2 separate regions of the Homo sapiens genome follow, and region 2 is linked to region 1. Evidence: read pairs that join two places in POLR2A ChIA-PET (ENCODE). Cell type or tissue: MCF 10A. All regions are shown on one strand. Each heading gives the region's core, and the rest is flanking DNA. Links, peaks and the distances in the headings are about the cores only. Region 1 holds the start of MIR10522 (microRNA 10522). Region 2 overlaps LOC124900947 (a long non-coding RNA gene).

Evidence for each region. Peaks named below come from ENCODE experiments on the same cell type or tissue, not always from the same donor. Only the 100,000 strongest peaks of a DNase experiment are listed, where the experiment ranks them.
Region 2: POLR2A ChIA-PET joins it to region 1 with 5 read pairs; 4 of 35 experiments call an interaction of 5 or more read pairs at or near these places.

What each region holds. Positions count from the first base shown.
Region 1 is chr5:17,151,796-17,160,154 of GRCh38, reverse strand. All of the region lies in intron 2 of BASP1-AS1 (BASP1 antisense RNA 1), which reads left to right. It overlaps MIR10522 (microRNA 10522), which reads left to right and starts at 4,163; the gene lies at 4,163-4,225. It also overlaps the pseudogene RNA5SP180. RefSeq lists an enhancer at 8,105-8,359. In MCF 10A, for the core only: no CTCF peak of the experiment used is centred there; a DNase peak (open chromatin) is centred at 2,044.
Region 2 is chr5:17,099,420-17,107,778 of GRCh38, reverse strand. It overlaps LOC124900947 (a long non-coding RNA gene), which reads left to right. Exons shown (of 2, transcript XR_007058707.1): 2 at 469-1,751. Among named protein-coding and RNA genes, the nearest start is that of MIR10522, 52 kb to the left of the region's middle. In MCF 10A, for the core only: no CTCF peak of the experiment used is centred there; no DNase peak of the experiment used is centred there.

The DNA of each region.
Region 1 (8,359 bases), core at 1-5,000:
AATCAAAGCTCTCATTTATTAACGTACACTACAAAAATGCTAACATGTATATATTTAAACTCCCATGGGGAATTCAAAGAAAATGATGACGCATGTGGAATCCTCATCAAATGCAAGCCAGGTGTGAATTTTTTTTGCCTTTTGCCAGAAAGCTTCAGACTCGCAGACTTTATATTATAACTAAGTGTTTCAAGTCTCTCCACAGGTGAGAGAAATACAGCTAAGTTAAAAGAAAAATTAAATTATGAATGTTTCTGGAAGAAATACAGTTATTTGACTCTGGGGTGAGATGACAAAGTAGAACCAAATTTTAAAATGGCTGAATTCACAAAAGGCAAAGAAGAAAAATTTTAAAAGCATAGCTAGAGAAAAATAAGTTTCATCCACTGTCCTTACAACACATGAAAAGAGAAAATCTTATACTAAATCTTTAAAACATGTTACCCAGAAAATCCCAGGTGTTCTCCGAGATGGGAAGGTAGGTAGCTCCTAGCCTCGTCTCCCCAGCAGCAACGTCAAAACAAAAAAAAAGACTGGAAGCTAAGCACAGCGGTTCATGCCTGTAATCCCAATACTTTGGGAGGTTGAAGTAGGAGGATTGCTGGATCCCGGGAGTTCGAGACCAGCCTGAGCAACATCGTGAGACCTCATCTCTACAAAAAATACAAAAATTAGCCGGGCCTGGTGGCACACACTTATAGTCCCGACTGTCGGGAGGCTGAGGTATGAGGGTCACCAGAACCCGGGTAGCCAAGGCTGTAGTGAGCCTTGATAGCGCCACTGCATTCCAGCCTGGGTGACAGAGTGAGACCCTGTCTCAGAAACAAGAAAACAACAACAACAAAACAACAACAAATAGAGGTTTCCAAGGCACAAAACTAAATAAACACATTTTCTCAAAGGAGAAAATAAGAAAAAACTCACTTGAATCCAAGGCACGAAGTGCACAGAAGCCTCATTTAAAATGCTTAACCTCTCTTCGGATTAAAACTGCCATCACAATAGGTGGGGCACAGAACAGCCTTGTAAAGGACAGGCTCTAGAGACAGACTCCGTGTGCTTGAATCCTGCCTCCACTACTTATTAGCTGTATCGTCTTGGGCAGGTGCCTTAATGTCTCTAGCATCAGTTTCCTTAGCTGTGAAATGAGAATTATTATAATTCCTACATACAAGGCTAAAATTAGCTGATATAGATAAGGCATTTAGAAAGGTGCCCAGCAAGCGGTGGCTCACGCCTGTAATCCCAGCACTTTGGGAGGCCAAGGCGGGCGGATCACAAGGTCAAGAGATCGAGACCATCCTGGCCAACATGGTGAAACCCCGTCTCTACTAAAAATAAAAAAATTAGCCAGGCATGATGGTGCACGCCTGTAGTCCCAGTTACTCAGGAGGCTGAGGCAGAAGAATTGCTTGAACCCGGGAGGCGGAGCTTGCAGTGAGCCAAGATCGCGCCACTGCACTCCAGCCTGGTGACAGAGCAAGACTCCATCTCAAAAAAAAAAAAAAAAAAAAAAAGGTGCCAGGCACATGGTAAACTATATTCATGGGACTATATTTGTGTTGACTGTTATTATTATTGTGATTTTGTTGAAGTCCACGAACTCCCTTTTCTTTCCTCTGTCCCCTCTGGCTAGGAAGGATGTGGAGGGCCCATAGTGGACCAAAGTACCATGTAAGAGGCTGGTGATTTAAGATCAAAAGTCTCAATCCCTGGCCCTAATGAAGCTCTCAGCCTAGTGGGGACAAGCATATAAGCAAGTGACCCACCCAAGCTCCAGCAGTGATTGTCCCGATCCATGCGTGGCAGGAAACAGTCCTGGGAGGAGATTTACTTGAGAGATCCTCACTGCCAACACCAGTCCCAACCCCAGGAAGAAATGAAGGAGCCTCCACTCCCTTCTCAGTGGCCAATTGTGTTTTGATCATTTTTGTTTAAACAGTCGGCTTACATCCTTCCCGCTCTTCCTCCTCTAGTGCTGTCTGCCACACTGAGCCAGCCTTTTCTTGCCACGCCTCTTGCACAATTTACTACTGAAGCACAGCACGTAGGCTTCTCTCTGAAGCTCCTGCATCACACACAGAACCATCCTGACTCAGCACAGATCCCTCTGTCCTTCATTCCTCTTGAGTTATGTAGCATTTCCACACACGTAGATTCCACATGTTACATTCTTAACCTTTTCATGCCTTCTTCCCCATTCCCATGATTCTTAAGAGCAAGAAAAGGAAAAACAGTCCAAAAAGCAGGGCCATGATATATGACTGTCTTCACTATGCATCATTTCGTGAACAAGGTCCTTAGAGTTGTGCAGTTCACAACCTGAACAACCCTATGTAGCAGCTCTGGCAGCATGAGCTCTAATAGAATGTGTACGAGGTACACTGGGAGCACAGTAGATAGAGTGGTCAGTTCTAGGTGGGGAGGCCAGGGATAGCTGTACAAAACAAGCAGTCACTGACCTAAGATCGTGAACCACAGGTAGAGGTCCTCCATTCTTCCAAAGGTCTAGGGAGGATGTCCAGTGGAGAGGCAGCTGCTTGGGAAAAGGCACAGAAGCATGAAACAGTCCAACATTCTGACATTACGAGATGAGCAAGGACTGGGAAGCATCTAGATCAAAGGGGATAAGGAAGGAGCAGCTGGAGGTGAAGCTGAAGACATAACCGTTTGGGGACATGCATGCTATGCCAATGAATCAGAGAGTTTGGGGCGCCTACGCAAGGGCTGAGGCCTGGGGGGAAGGAGCTGTGCAAGAACAGATTTGTGTTTTAGAAAGATTCCTCTAGCAGTGTACATATGGGACAAATTGGAGCCAGGCTGACCTGGGAGACCACTCAGAAGCTCTCATCATAGTCCAAGAGCTAAAGATGAGTATCCATACTATTTCTGCAGACATTCCAGAAACATTTAAAAAACACAAGAGATGGGGCAAGGTGACTTACCAGGATGGGAAGTAGCTGAAAGAGACCCGGGTAACCATCAGGGCCCTAGCTTTGGTAAGTGAGTACAGGATAGTACTTTTACCTGTTCTAAAGGCATACAGGAGGAGAAGTAAGTTTGGAGGAGAAATAATTGGTCGTCTATAACCATACCACCTTGAACACCTGCTTGATCTTGGAAGCTAAGCAGGGTCTGGCCTGGTTAGTACTTGGATGAGAGAAATAATAGGTTGAATTACAGGAGTCTTGAAAACATGCAAGTAAATATATTGAAGCACTAATTGGTTATTTAGTGTCTGGAGTTCAAGAGCAAGATTTGTTCTTAAGGTAAGAGTCACAAGAGTAGCTAAGAGCACAATGAAAATGAAAAAAGGAAATAGTTACTATGAGCTACTTATTCTGGGGCACTTGTACAGGAAAAATGACAAGATGTAAAGTTGAGGAAGGTATTTTTCTAATGAAACCTGAAATATTAATGGATGCAAGAAAGGAGTAAGGCAAGAGCGAGAGACTGAAATATGAGACAGATGTAATCATCAGAGTGAGATCAGGGAGGGGATATGGTTAAGAGCATAGTTGGGCTGGATGCAGCGACTCATGCCTGTAATCCCCGCACTTTGGGAGGCTTAGGCAGGTTGATTGTTTGAGCCCAGGAGTTCAAGACCAACTTAGGTAACATGGCAAAACCCTGTCTCTACAAAAATACAAAAGTTAGCCGGGTGTGGTGGTATGCACCTGTAGTCCCAGCTACTCAGGGAGCTGAGATGGGAAGATTGCTTGAACCCAGCACACCGAGGCTGCAGTGAGCTAACCCAGCACACCGAGGCTGCAGTGAGCTGCAATTATGCCCCTCCACTCCAGCCTGTGTGACAGAGTGAGACCCTGTCAAAAAAAAAAAAAAAAAAAAAAAAAGATCGTAGTCTTCACTCGGATCCCTGAAACTGCAAGTCTAGGTTAGAAAAAGAAGGCATTCACACCTAGGAACTTTTTTTCTCTAAAAAATAGAAAATAAATAATTGATTCATTAAGTCACTCTTTTGGTCACTATTCTATGAGCACCTACAAAATACCCTGGCACAACAGCCACCATCCTTGTCCTCCTGGAACTTAAAAGCTGGGAGTGTGGCAGGTGTTAATCAAATGCCCATACAAGTAAATGCAAAATTGCAACTGTGATAGATGCTACGTCAAATTACATGGTTCAATAAGAGTTTATAGTAAGAAGAATTGGCCTACTCAGGTGTCAGCAAAGCCTTCCTCTCTGAATAGGTCAATTCCCCTCACTATAAACTCTTTTTCAGCACAAGTCAAACCCTTATTGGCACAAGGAGAACTTGTCATTGATGAAGTGGCATAATTTCAATTCACAAGTTAGAGTCAATGAGAAGAGAAAGACGGGAAGAAGGCTTGGCATATGCAACGGCCCTGTGGAAGCAGGGAGTACTGGAAGTCCTTGGATCAAAAGATAGTCAGTGTGACCGGAGCAAAAGAGTGAGGTGGAGCATGACAAAAGACGAACCTGGAGACATTAGTAGAACCAGACAAGGTAGGATCTTACAGGACATCCCATAAAAGCTCATCTTAATAGTAAAGCGCTAGGAAGTCATTGATGAGTTTTAAAAAGCATAGGTGGCTGAGCTCACATGATCACATTTGTATTTTATACATTTTCAAAAGTTGACTTTAGCCGCAGCCTGGAGAATGGACCAGAGGAATCCAGAGGGGACAAAATAAGCTAGTGAGGCTACTTTGGTAACCCTGGAAAGAGATGACTATAGCTCAAAAAAGGTGACAGTGGTGAGAATTGAAAAAGAAGATAACTTTAAAAGATATTTAGAAAGATATTATTGAAATTCAGTAAGGGTAAGGTGAAGGAATATTGAGGCTGGCCCCCTACATTTAGGATCTGCCCCAAATTGGGTAGATTACCAGGATGAAGTACACTGGAAGCAGCCTGGATTTCGAAGGAAGATCATGCATTTACTTCTAGATATATTGATTTTAATGTGCCTTTGGGACATTCAAGAGTGGATATCAAGTAGACTGTTGGCCAGGTAAGACTAGATCTCAAAGGAGAAGCCCAAATTATTGATATGAAGAGTAGGCATAGATAGGATAAGATTGTTTATGGACAGAACATGGAGGAAAGGAGAGGTGCCAAGACAGACTCTTGAGGAGCTCAAAGAATCAGTGGCTAGATAGAAGATGATGAAACTGCAAAAGGAAAGAAGAAATGACCAGGAAGTTCAGAAGAAAACTAAGATAGCTTTACGGTCAGAAAATGGGGGCAAGAAAGTTCCAGAAAGAGGACATGTTCAAGAATGTTGCTAAGAAGAAAGGTGAGAGTAGAAAAGTCCATTGGATTGACGTGGAAGAGTAATGGAGCCAGAAGTCATGCTGAGTCAAGCTGAAGAATGAGACAGTGAGTGTAGACAATTCTATCTAGATCCAGAATGACTGAGTCATTGACTATGAATAAAAGCAGTAAAATCAGGAAGGTGATTTGAGGAAGGAGCAAAAGTTCAGACTTGTAGCTGAGAGTTACTAAAGGAAGACCTGACCAAAAAGAATGCAAAATAAATAAATAAACCGAGGAGAGAGATTTCCATTAATTTTCGGTGGCACCAGTTTGCCTGGGTGGGCAATTCTTTCTAGTTATCATAGTCTGAATTTAGCTGGGAAACACCAAGTTGTGGTTAAAAAAAAAAAGGAAAAAATAAAAAACACAAGGAGACAATGAAGTTGAGTAGCCTGAGAGGAAGAGGTGCTAATTGTCTCTGAGAGCCAGGCTCCATATGGAAGGAATTGTCCCCAGGAGGCTGATAATTAGCTGCAAATAGATAAGTCAAGGGATTAGAGACCACGATAAAGACAAAAAGCATGTTTAGGGGAAGGCAGGTTAAGAAAGCTGAATTGACAGGTGAAGTGGATGCTGTCAATGTAGCCTGATATCTGCATGGCAGCCTCTACTTCTATGCCCTCTACTCTGGCCAGACTGTCACCTGCTTTTTGCCGGAGGGTGGGAGTTGAGGTTTTTTGGTTTTTGGTTTTTTTTTTTTTTTTTGAGATAAAATGTCGGTCTTGTTGCCCAGGCTGGAGTGCAGTGGCACGATCTCGGCTCACTGCAACCTCTGCCTCCCAGGTTCAAGCGATTCTCCTGCCTCAGCCTCCCAAGTAGCTGGGATTACAGGTGTCTGCCACCGAGCCCAGCTAATTTTTGTATTTTTAGTAGAAATAGGGTTTCACTATGTCAGCCAGGCTGGTCTTGAACTCCTGACCTCAGGCGATCCGCCTGCCTCGGCCTCCCAAAGTGCTGGGATTACAGGCATGAGCTACCATGCCCGGCCACCTCCTTTTGTCTCAACTCCCTTCCAGGCCAGAAGTGCTGGGCACCAGATTCCCCCTAGAAGCAACCCCCAGCCAACACTCGTCAGGAATCAGTGACTGTCTAATGCAGCTCCTTGGCCTTCCCCCGGTGGGATGTTCTTGCTGCCTCCCAGAGTTCCCCAGTGGGGATGGTTCCAGTTGCCCATGGTGAGCACTTGCTTGCCATTGGACTCTTTTATTAGCTTCTTTCCCTTCCTTGTCTCAGTCCTCCACCCCAACACTGGGATTAGCTCCCATAGAAACGACTTGTATGGGAGTCCTTCTTCAGGGTCTGTTTTTTGGGGAACTCCAGCCAAGACAGTAGGTGGTTGCTGCTGAAGTTTTCAGAGGTGAATCTGTTGAAGCTAAAAAGAGTATTAAAAAGAGTTCAGGATGCTTAAGTGCAGGGGAGAGAAATGTTATTGGTTCTTTTTTTTTTTTTTTTTTTTTTTTCTGAGATGGAGTCTAGCTCTGTCGCCCAGGCTGGAGTGCAGTGGCATGACCTCGGCTCACTGAAAGCTCCGCCTCCCGGGTTCACGCCATTCTCTTGCCTCAGCCTCCTGAGTAGCTGGGACTACAGGCGCCTGTCACCACGCCTGGCTAATTTTTTTTGTATTTTCAGTAGAGACGGGGTTTCACCATGTTAGCCAGGATGGTCTCGATCTCCTGACCTTGTGATCCACCCGCCTCAGACTCCCAAAGTGCTGGGATTACAGGCGTGAGCCACCACGCCCGGCTGGTAAATGTTATTGATTCTAAAATAAAACAGCATTAGAGGCTGCTGTGTTTGGGACTGTCCACATGGACGTCAAATTGACCCCAGATGTCATAGGTGGTGACCTAGAGAAAGAGACCGTGAACCAACGAGGTGGTTCCACAGGGGTGCTGGGTAGATGAGGCAGATGACATGACCCAAAACAAAGAGGATTTTACACAAGGGATGTAAAGTAATGTCTAGGCACCGGAAGGGGGACCAAGGTCAATGTTGACTCCTCCTTCCAGATTTAGGATATGCCGGAGAAACAGCTGCCCCCATTGGAATGGTTCTAAGTTTTTAAAAATAAACTGTCCCTATGGGAGGACAACTGACCAGTCTACAGTGGGTTGGAGATATAGGGAAAGACTTTCCAATAAAAAGGACAGGAGGCTCTAGATGAACCAAACAGGACAACGTAGTAAAGGGGATGAGTTAGGGGGAGAAACAGCAACCAGGGATTGTGCATCTTGAGCAGTGCCTCAGAGTGAAAAGTTCCAACCCGCTTCTGATGCAGCTTCTGGCATGACGCTGAGAACCCAACACGCACAGCCACGCAGCCCAGGTGTCATGGAATTGGGGAAATTGAGCGGGGCAGTTGCTCTGGAGGCCAGGCGGCCATGGACCACTATTCCAGGCTGTCTCTGGCGTTAAGGGCTCCAAGGACTCTCCCCAAACAGGGGCCAACTTTATACTTACATTATGCAATACTTAAACTTAAAACAACTGATGCACAGCTTACAGTTGTGTGAAAATATACAAAGTAATCATCAATGCCCATAGTCTGGCAGCACTGCCTTTTTTAAAGTCCAGGCCTCTTGTTTCTATCAAAATCTCTCTCTCTTCATTCTCCTCATCCTCTTCCTCCCTCTCCTCCCCTCCCCCCTCATCAAAGTAAACTGAATTAGCCTCCAGCAGGTGGACATTAAAAGGATTGTTATTATCTGTGCAGTGTTCATTCTGAAAAGGAATCTGCTACGTAGCAACTTCTGAATTGGGTTCACTTTGTGCTCTTTGAGGCATCACAGAAGTCAGCGTAGAACAGTTTGAACTAATACTCTCCTGCCCAGAAACAACCAAGCGTCCTGGGAAGACGGCGCTGCACTGCTCTGCAGATTCCCCCTCAGGAATGAAAGCTTCCTAGTCCATCCCCTACAAGGATTGAAAGGAGCCTCTTCACTGAAAGTCACAGACCCATCTCCAGATGCCTGCATTCCATGGCTGACCTCCGTGGGGGTCCGAGGCCACAGTGAGTCAGCTTTGCAAGACCATCCCGCCTTCAGAGCTCCTGAGGTCC
Region 2 (8,359 bases), core at 1,789-6,788, 54 kb after region 1:
AGTGAAACTCCATCTCAAAAAATAAATAGACAAATAAAATAAAATAAAAGATTTTTTTTAAAGTTAGCAACTTGTAAAAATGTTTCAGTAGGAAAGTTCTGTGATGAGACTGTGATGCTTGATGGTCAACATCAGCTTGTTGGCTTTTACCCCAGATAAGCCTTTTGACTTTTTACCCCAGATAACAGCCATTGACTGTCCACGATTGTCATCATGCAGCTATATTTGTCATAAGCATCATGTGCTTGGATACATTATGTCATAAGCATAAATGTCCTAGAGTAAATTGTACACGAGTTGCATTATGTGCTAGATGTCTATCCAAAGGAATACTCTGGCAATTCATTTGGCAAAGTAATAATTTTGTGTGCATGTGCAAGTATATACCAATTTATGCAATAAAAATTTTTGAAGTATGAGTAGGTCCTTCGAATGCCTGTTTTATAAGTCTTTTTTTCTTCTTACCAGGTCTGCTTAACATAAGGTTTGCAGCCAAGCGCGGCCACTCATGCCTGTAATCCCAGCACTTTGGGAGGCCGAGGCGGGCGGATCATGAGATCAGGAGATTGAGACCATCCCGGCTAACACAGTGAAACCCCGTCTCTACTGAAAATAGAAAAAATTAACTGGGTGCGGTGGCGGGTGCCTGTAGTCCCAGTTACTTGGGAGGCTGAGGCAGGAGAATGGCGTGAACCTGGGAGGTGGAGCTTGCAGTGAGCCAGGATCGCGCCACTGCACTCCAGCCTGGGTGACAGAGCGAGACTCCATCTCAAAAAATAATAATAATAAAATAAAATAAGGTTTGCATATTGGTTATAAGCATTTTCTCACATCAGTCTAATACCTTGTGGCTACTGATTTCCTGCACTGGGAGTCAGCAGACCTCATGGCGATGCAAAACGTCTGCCAATGTATATTAAAAGGAAACCAAGTAAGAACAGACTTTGCCGCCATTTGGGCAACTCCTCACGTAGATGCTTGGCAAGTAACAGTCAGAGACAGTGTGCTATTGTTCAAATGCACAGACTGGATTCTGATGAGCTGGATTCTGATGAATCTCAGTTGTGCTACTAACTAACTGGAATTATGCAAGTCTCTAAACTTGTGTTCCCACTTCTAAACATTGTGGGCAATAATAATATCACCTCCCACATTGGGCTGTTGTGAAGGCTTAAATTAGTAAGATAATGAATATGATAAGTTTAACATAGTACCTGGCACATTGTAAATTAATGAATAAGCATCACCTATTATTACCAGCATAAAAACTTACCAATTAAAAAAAAGGGGGAGGGAAGACGGATTTGAGTAATAATAAAATGCTCAGAAATAGCTCCAGTGGGACATTGCCTTATCCAAGCCAGCTTCAGCACCTTCCCTAAGTCCTTTCCCCATTTCCAGCTGCAAAGAAGACTTCAGAGTCAGAAGTTTCCACTAGCTCTGAACAAGGGTTGGCAGCAGTCTCAGGGCCTCCATCCATCCAGCCCTCATTGGCTCCCACCCACATTGTGCCAAGCAGAGTATCCACAGGATATGGAGTCATCTTCCGTGGTCCCAGCTGGATTTGATTGCGCTGTGATGACTTGGCTGTTGCAGAGGCTAGATTGAAAGCATGTCTCAACTTCACCTCTTGAATGCAATGCTGTTTATATTTGCCTAATATTTTTCTCCCCCTTGGGTTATTTGAAGATCATGCCAAACTTTTGTTTCTTTTAACTGGATAGAGTATTCTATAAAGATATTTTAAAGCAGTTATTCTCATCGACATTTTGCAAATCTGGAAGAGAGTTTTTATAGCTATACAGCCGTTCTCTCACCATGGCCTGGCTCCACATACAGCAAAGTGATCCTTCTAACCCAGATCACGCCCCCACTGTACTCCAAACCACTCACTGCCTTCATCTTAGGATGGAAAATAACATCCTCAGATGGTTTACAAGGACTCTGCAATGTCCCCTTGCTCCCATGTCATCTTCCTCCACTCTCCCCCTGCCTTTCTTGCTAGCCCTTGAATAGCCCCAAATATGTTCCTGCCTTGAGGCCTTTGCACTTGCTGTTCCCTCTGCCTGGAATGCTCTTTGCCCTACATATCTGCACAGCTCACTTCCTTCTGTTGTCATTTCAAATGTCACCTTCTCAGGCAAGCTTCTCCTGTCATCCTACCACCTTACATTATATTTTTGTTTATTGATTTATTAGATGGCTCCTGCATTACAATGTAAAGTAGGTAACACGATGGCCTTGGCTGGCAGGGCTCACGCCTGTAATCCCAGCACTTTAGGAAGAAGAGGTGGGCAGATCACCTGAGGTCAGGAGTTCAATACCAGCCTGGCTAACATGGTGAAATCCCGTCTCTACTAAAGATACAAAAATTAGCCAGGGGTTCTGAGGGGGCACCTGTAATCCCAACTACTCGGGAGGCTGAGGCACGAGAATTGCTTGAACCCGGGAAGCAGAGGTTGCAGTGAGATGAAATCGCACCACTGCACTCTAGCCTGGGCGACAGAGCAAGACTCTGTCTCAAAAAAAAAAAAAAAAAATGTCCTTGGCTTTATTCACCACTGAATCACCAGCACCTAGAGCCCTGAAGACACGGGTCTCAATACATATTTATTGAATGTGAAAGGACTGACCTCCAAGAGATTCAACAGCAAGCAGGTCTCTCATTCTGACTGAAGATTTACTCATCCAATTCATTCATTGCTAATGTCTTCTTTATCAGTCTAGTTATCATTTTTTTTAAGCGAAAGCAAGTTTATTAAGAAAATGAAGGAATAAAAGAATGGCTACTCCACAGGCAGAACAGGCAGTCTAGTTATCATTCTTAACTTTCTTGTATACTTAAAAATTTCCTTCTGTGCTTCCCACACATGACTCCAGATTTCTTTCCTCACCAATATTCTGGGATACTTTATATCACCTTCTACTCCCTGACCCATTTTTACAATCGTCTGCAGAACACTACTTAACAAATTGTACAAAGACATCTAGCCTTACAAATGCCTCTATAGATCAAAATGTTTTCCAGGGCCGGGATTAAGAAAAAAAATGTGGGCTGGACGCAATGGCTCACGCCTGTAATCCCAACATTTTGGGAGGCCGAGGCAGGTGGATCACCTGAGGCCAGGAGATCGAGACCATCCTGGCTAACACGGTGAAACCCCGTTCTACTAAAAATACAAAAAATTACCTGGGCGTGGTGGCACGCGCCTGTAGTCCCAGCTACTCAGGAGGCTGAGGCAAGAGAAACGCTTGAACCTGGGAGGTGGAGGTTTCAGCAAGCTGAGATCACGCCACTGCACTCCAGCCTGGGAAACAGAGCAAAACTTAGGAAAAAAAAAAAAGAGGCGAGGGGGAAAGAAGGAAGGAAGGAAGGAGAAAGAAAGAGAGAAAGAAAATGCTTTTGGTTGGGCATGCAGTGACTTGCACCTGTAATTCCAACACTTTGGGAGGGAGGGGTGGGAGGATCACTTGAAGTCAGCAGTTCAAGACCAGCCTGGGAAACAGAGAGCTCCTGTCTCTACAAAAAATTAACAAAATTAGCTGGGCATGGTGACACGCACCTGTGGTCTTAGCTACTCGAGAGGCTGAGGTGGGAGAATCACTTGAGCCAGAGAGGTCAAGGTGGCAGTGAGCCAAGATCAGCCATTGCATTCCAGCCTGGGTGACAGAGCAAGACCCTAAAAAAAAAAAAAAAAAAGAAGAAGAAGAAGAAAAGAAAAAGAAAAAAAAATGCTCCTTAGCAGCACACAACCTCACCTCATAAGGTTTCAGATCACTTCTCCCACCCACACCCCCACCGCCCCCCGCAAAGTGCCCCCACTGTAACAACAGATATATGATTTTGCACTTTCCGTCATCTTGACCCACATAGGTAGCAACCCTTCTTTGGATTCTGCTGCAGCATTGTGGTGGTCCCCTGAAACTAAGGGGTAAAACGTGCTTCCAGCAAGATGCATGATCTCTACACAAACCAACAAATCCTGCTGCTAAAAAGCCAAGAGGTTGGATGTCTGTATCGAGTTGTGGCTTGCTTTTCTGTTCTTTCTTAAAAGTATTGACAAAGCAGAAGGTCAGTGCTATTATGGAATTTACATTTCTATGAGAAAGATAAGGAGGAAGCAGGATGAAAATGCTGACAGGGTTCCATTGTAAAAGGGAAGAACGCTGAGAAAGAGAAGCTTGCCCTGAGACCATTTTCAAATAATAATAATAAACTCATCAGCAAGAAGGATAACAAAGAGAACAAAGAAATCTGGAAGAAATGAAAATAATGGAATTCACTTTGATTTTATGGCTTTAATGCATAATAAACATGCTAGAAAATATCAAGTCTAACCCACACTGGTCCTTGGCTCCCTGTTTCTTCCACTCTTCTTTTCTTTTTTTTTTTTTTAAACAGAGTTTTGCTCTTGTTGCCCAGGCTGGAGTACAATGGAGTGATCTCAGCTCACTGAAACCTCTGCCTCCGGGGTTCAAGCAATTCTCCTGCCTCAGGCTCCGGAGTAGCTGGGATTACAGGTGTGTGCCACCACACCCAGCTAATTTTGTATTTTTAGTAGAGACAGGGTTTCTCCATGTTGGTCAGGCTGGTCTCAAACTCCTGACCTCAGGTGATCCACCCGCCTCGGCCTCCAAAGTGCTGGGATTACAGGCATGCACCACCGCCCCCAGCTCTTCCACTCTTTTCTATTGGCAAGACTGTCTTACTCTTCTGGAATTGTCCCCACTCTAGAAAAGAGATAAAAAAGGAGAAAGAGGCCGGGTGCGGTGGCTCACACCTGTAATCCCAGCACTTTGGGAGGCCAAGGCGGGGGGATCACCTGAGATCAGGAGTTTGAGACCAGCCTGGCCAACATGGTGAAACCCTGTGTCTACTAAAATATAAAAATTAGCCCAGTAAGATGGCAGGTGACTGTAATCCCAGCTAGTCTTGAGGCTGAGATGGGAGAATCACTTGAACCTGGGAGACGGTGGTTGCGCTGAGCCAAGATCACACCAGTACACTCTACCCTGGGCAGCTAAGCAAGACTCCATCTCAAAAAAAAAAAAAAAAATGGAGAAAGATACTAATTCCTTTCAGCCACTCCAGCAGCTCACTAGCACAGGTATGGGGCTTCCTGCCTGGCTTGGAAACCTGACTCTACCTCCTGCTAGCTGTGCGTCCTTAGGCAAGCTACTCAATTTCCCTCTGTCTGAGTTTCTTCATCTGTTAGATGGCAATAATATTAGGTTGGTGCAAAAGTAATCACGGTTTTGCCATTTCTTTCAGTGGCAAAAACCACGATTACTTTCGCACGGAACTAACAATAGTAGTGCCCACTTCTTAGGAGAATTACACGAGTTAGTAAATGCAAAGCCCTTAGAACAATGCTGGGTACCTTGAAAATGATCAGTAATGGTAGCTAATATTCCCAGTAGCTTAGGAATCTCTTCACTTTTTACTCATAAGCTTAAAGTGAAGGATTTGATATCTGTGTTGGCTTTAAAGGAACAAAAGAACTTTCTCTTTTGTTACTAGCTATGTAACCTTCACCCAGAGGGAGAGCCTTAAATCTCAAGGAATCTCTCTTACTTGCACAACCAATTTGTCAGGGGAAGCTTGTCTTACTGCAGATCACATATAGGGTGGCACGCTATTTAGAATTCTGATAATAAGGCAGTGTTTAGAGTGGTTAAACTTGGGCATTTTTCTGGAGTTCACTTACCGATTGGTACGGGTAGTGAAGATTCAGTTATAAAGGTTTCATGCAATGTGTCTCTGTACCTAGAACCTCAGCCATAAAGAAAATACATAAACTTCCAGAAAGACACCGTATAGAGGAAGAGCCTAGCTCAGTTCCTCCACAATATTTTTTCCTCTGACCCACCTGGCCCTGAGTGGAATGAATGAGATGAGGGGCACAGCCCTTTGTTCCTAAAAGATGAGGCAGGACAGGGCCAGCAACCGACAGCTGTGGATGTCGATGCCACATAGTCCAAGTGGTCACAGAATTGTCAGCCATGGCAAGGGTGTGGAAAGCCTCAGCATCAGTCTCACACCTAACGTGATGCTAGGTGATGTGTTTACACAAAGCCTCAGCATCAGTCTCACACCTAACGTGATGCTAGGTGATGTGTTTACACAAAGCCTCAGCATCAGTCTCACACCTAACGTGATGCTAGGTGATGTGTTTACACAAAGCCTCAGCATCAGTCTCACACCTAACGTGATGCTAGGTGATATGTTTACACAAAGCCTCAGCATCAGTCTCACACCTAACGTGATGCTAGGTGATGTGTTTACACAAAGCCTCAGCATCAGTCTCACACCTAACGTGATGCTAGGTGATGTGTTTACACAAAGCCTCAGCATCAGTCTCACACCTAACGTGATGCTAGGTGATGTGTTTACACAAAGCCTCAGCATCAGTCTCACACCTAACGTGATGCTAGGTGATGTGTTTACACAAAGCCTCAGCATCAGTCTCACACCTAACGTGATGCTAGGTGATGTGTTTACACAAAGCCTCAGCATCAGTCTCACACCTAACGTGATGCTAGGTGATGTGTTTACACAAAGCCTCAGCATCAGTCTCACATCTAACGTGATGCTAGGTGATGTGTTTACACAAAGCCTCAGCATCAGTCTCACACCTAACGTGATGCTAGGTGATGTGTTTACACAATTTGTTAAAAAGTGTTGCATAGAATACTATTAAAAAAAAAAAAGTCATGTACCAGGCACGGTGGCTCACACCTGTAATCCCAGCACTCTGGGAGGCCACAGTGGGAGGACAGCTTAAGGCCAGGAGTTTAAGACCAGCCTGGGCAACACAGCGAGACCCCTTCTCTAAAAAAAAAATAATAATAACAATAATAAATAAATAAATAAATAGCTGGGCAGCTGGGCACAGTGGCTCATGTCTATAATCCCAGCGCTTTGGGAGGCTGAGGCAAGCAGACCAGTTGGGCCCAGGAGTTCAAGACCAGCCTAGGCAACACGGTGAAACCCCATCTCTACAAAAAATATAAAAATTAGTTGCACGTTGTGGCATGTGCTGTAGTCCCAGCTACAAGGGAGATTGAGAGGTGGGAGGATCGCTTGAGTCTGGGAGGTCAAGGCTGCAGTGAACCATGATCGCTGCCACTGCACTCTAGCCTGGGCAACAGAGCCAGACCCTGTCTCAAAATAAATAAATAAATAAATAAATAAATAATAAAAATAAAGATGTTCCATACTGTCTTTGAAGATGGAGGACGTGGCCATAAACCAAGGGATTCAGGTGACCTCTAGAAGCTGGAAGAGACAAGGAAGTGCCCTGTCCTAGGCCACCAGGAGTAGCACTGCTGACTGATGCCTGATTTTAGCCCAGTAAGATCCATTGTCAGACTTCTGACTTCTGGAACTGTATGCTAATAAATTTATGTGTTTCAAGCCACTAAGTTAGTGTTAATCTGTTACAGCAGCAGTAAGAGATGAATACACCTTTCACTACATCTTAATTTACATCAGGAGTGGGCAGATGTTTTCTACAAAGGGCTGGGTAGTAAATATTTTAGGTTTTGCAGGCCAAGACCACAAATCTGCCATTGCAGTATGAAAGCAGTCATAGATGATACAGCCGTGACTGAGCGTGGCCAGGTTGGTGGGTGGAAGAAAACCGGCCGCTAGGGGCTCTTCTGGCAACTTTGAAGGACTGGCACACCCAGGAGGGAATCTGACCTCTTAAAATTATATCGCATTCCAGCCTGGCCAACATGGTGAAACCCTGTCTCTACTAAAAATACAAAAAATTAGGCGGCCACGGTGGCGTGAGCCTGTAGTCCCAGCTACTTGGGAGGCTGAGGCAGGAGAATCGCTTCAACCCAGGAGGTGAAGGTTGCAGTGAGCCGAGATCAGGCCACTGAACTCCAGCCTGGGTGACAGAGCAAGACTCTGTCTTAAGGAAAAAAAAAAATTACATCGAATTAAATTAGGCCAGGCACAGTGACTCACGCCTGTACTCCTAGCACTTTCAGAGGCTGAGGTGGGTGGATCGCCTGAGGTCAAGAGTTTGAGACCAGCCTGGCCAATATGGTGAAACTCCTTCTTTACTAAAAGTACAAAAAATCAGCCAGGTGTGGTGGTGCGCACCTGTAATCCCAGCTACTCAGGAGGCTGAGGCAGGAGAATCGCTTGAACCCAGGAGGCAGAGGTTGCAGTGAGCCAAGATCACGCCACCATACTCCAGCCTGGGTGACAGAGTGAGACTCTGTCTCAAAATAAATTAATTAACTAATTAATTAATTAAAATTAAACTGCGTTTTAGGGGCATTATTACACTGTCCTGCAGTTGTATGCTGGTTAATGTTAATCTTATCCTTCTGGATTTTGACA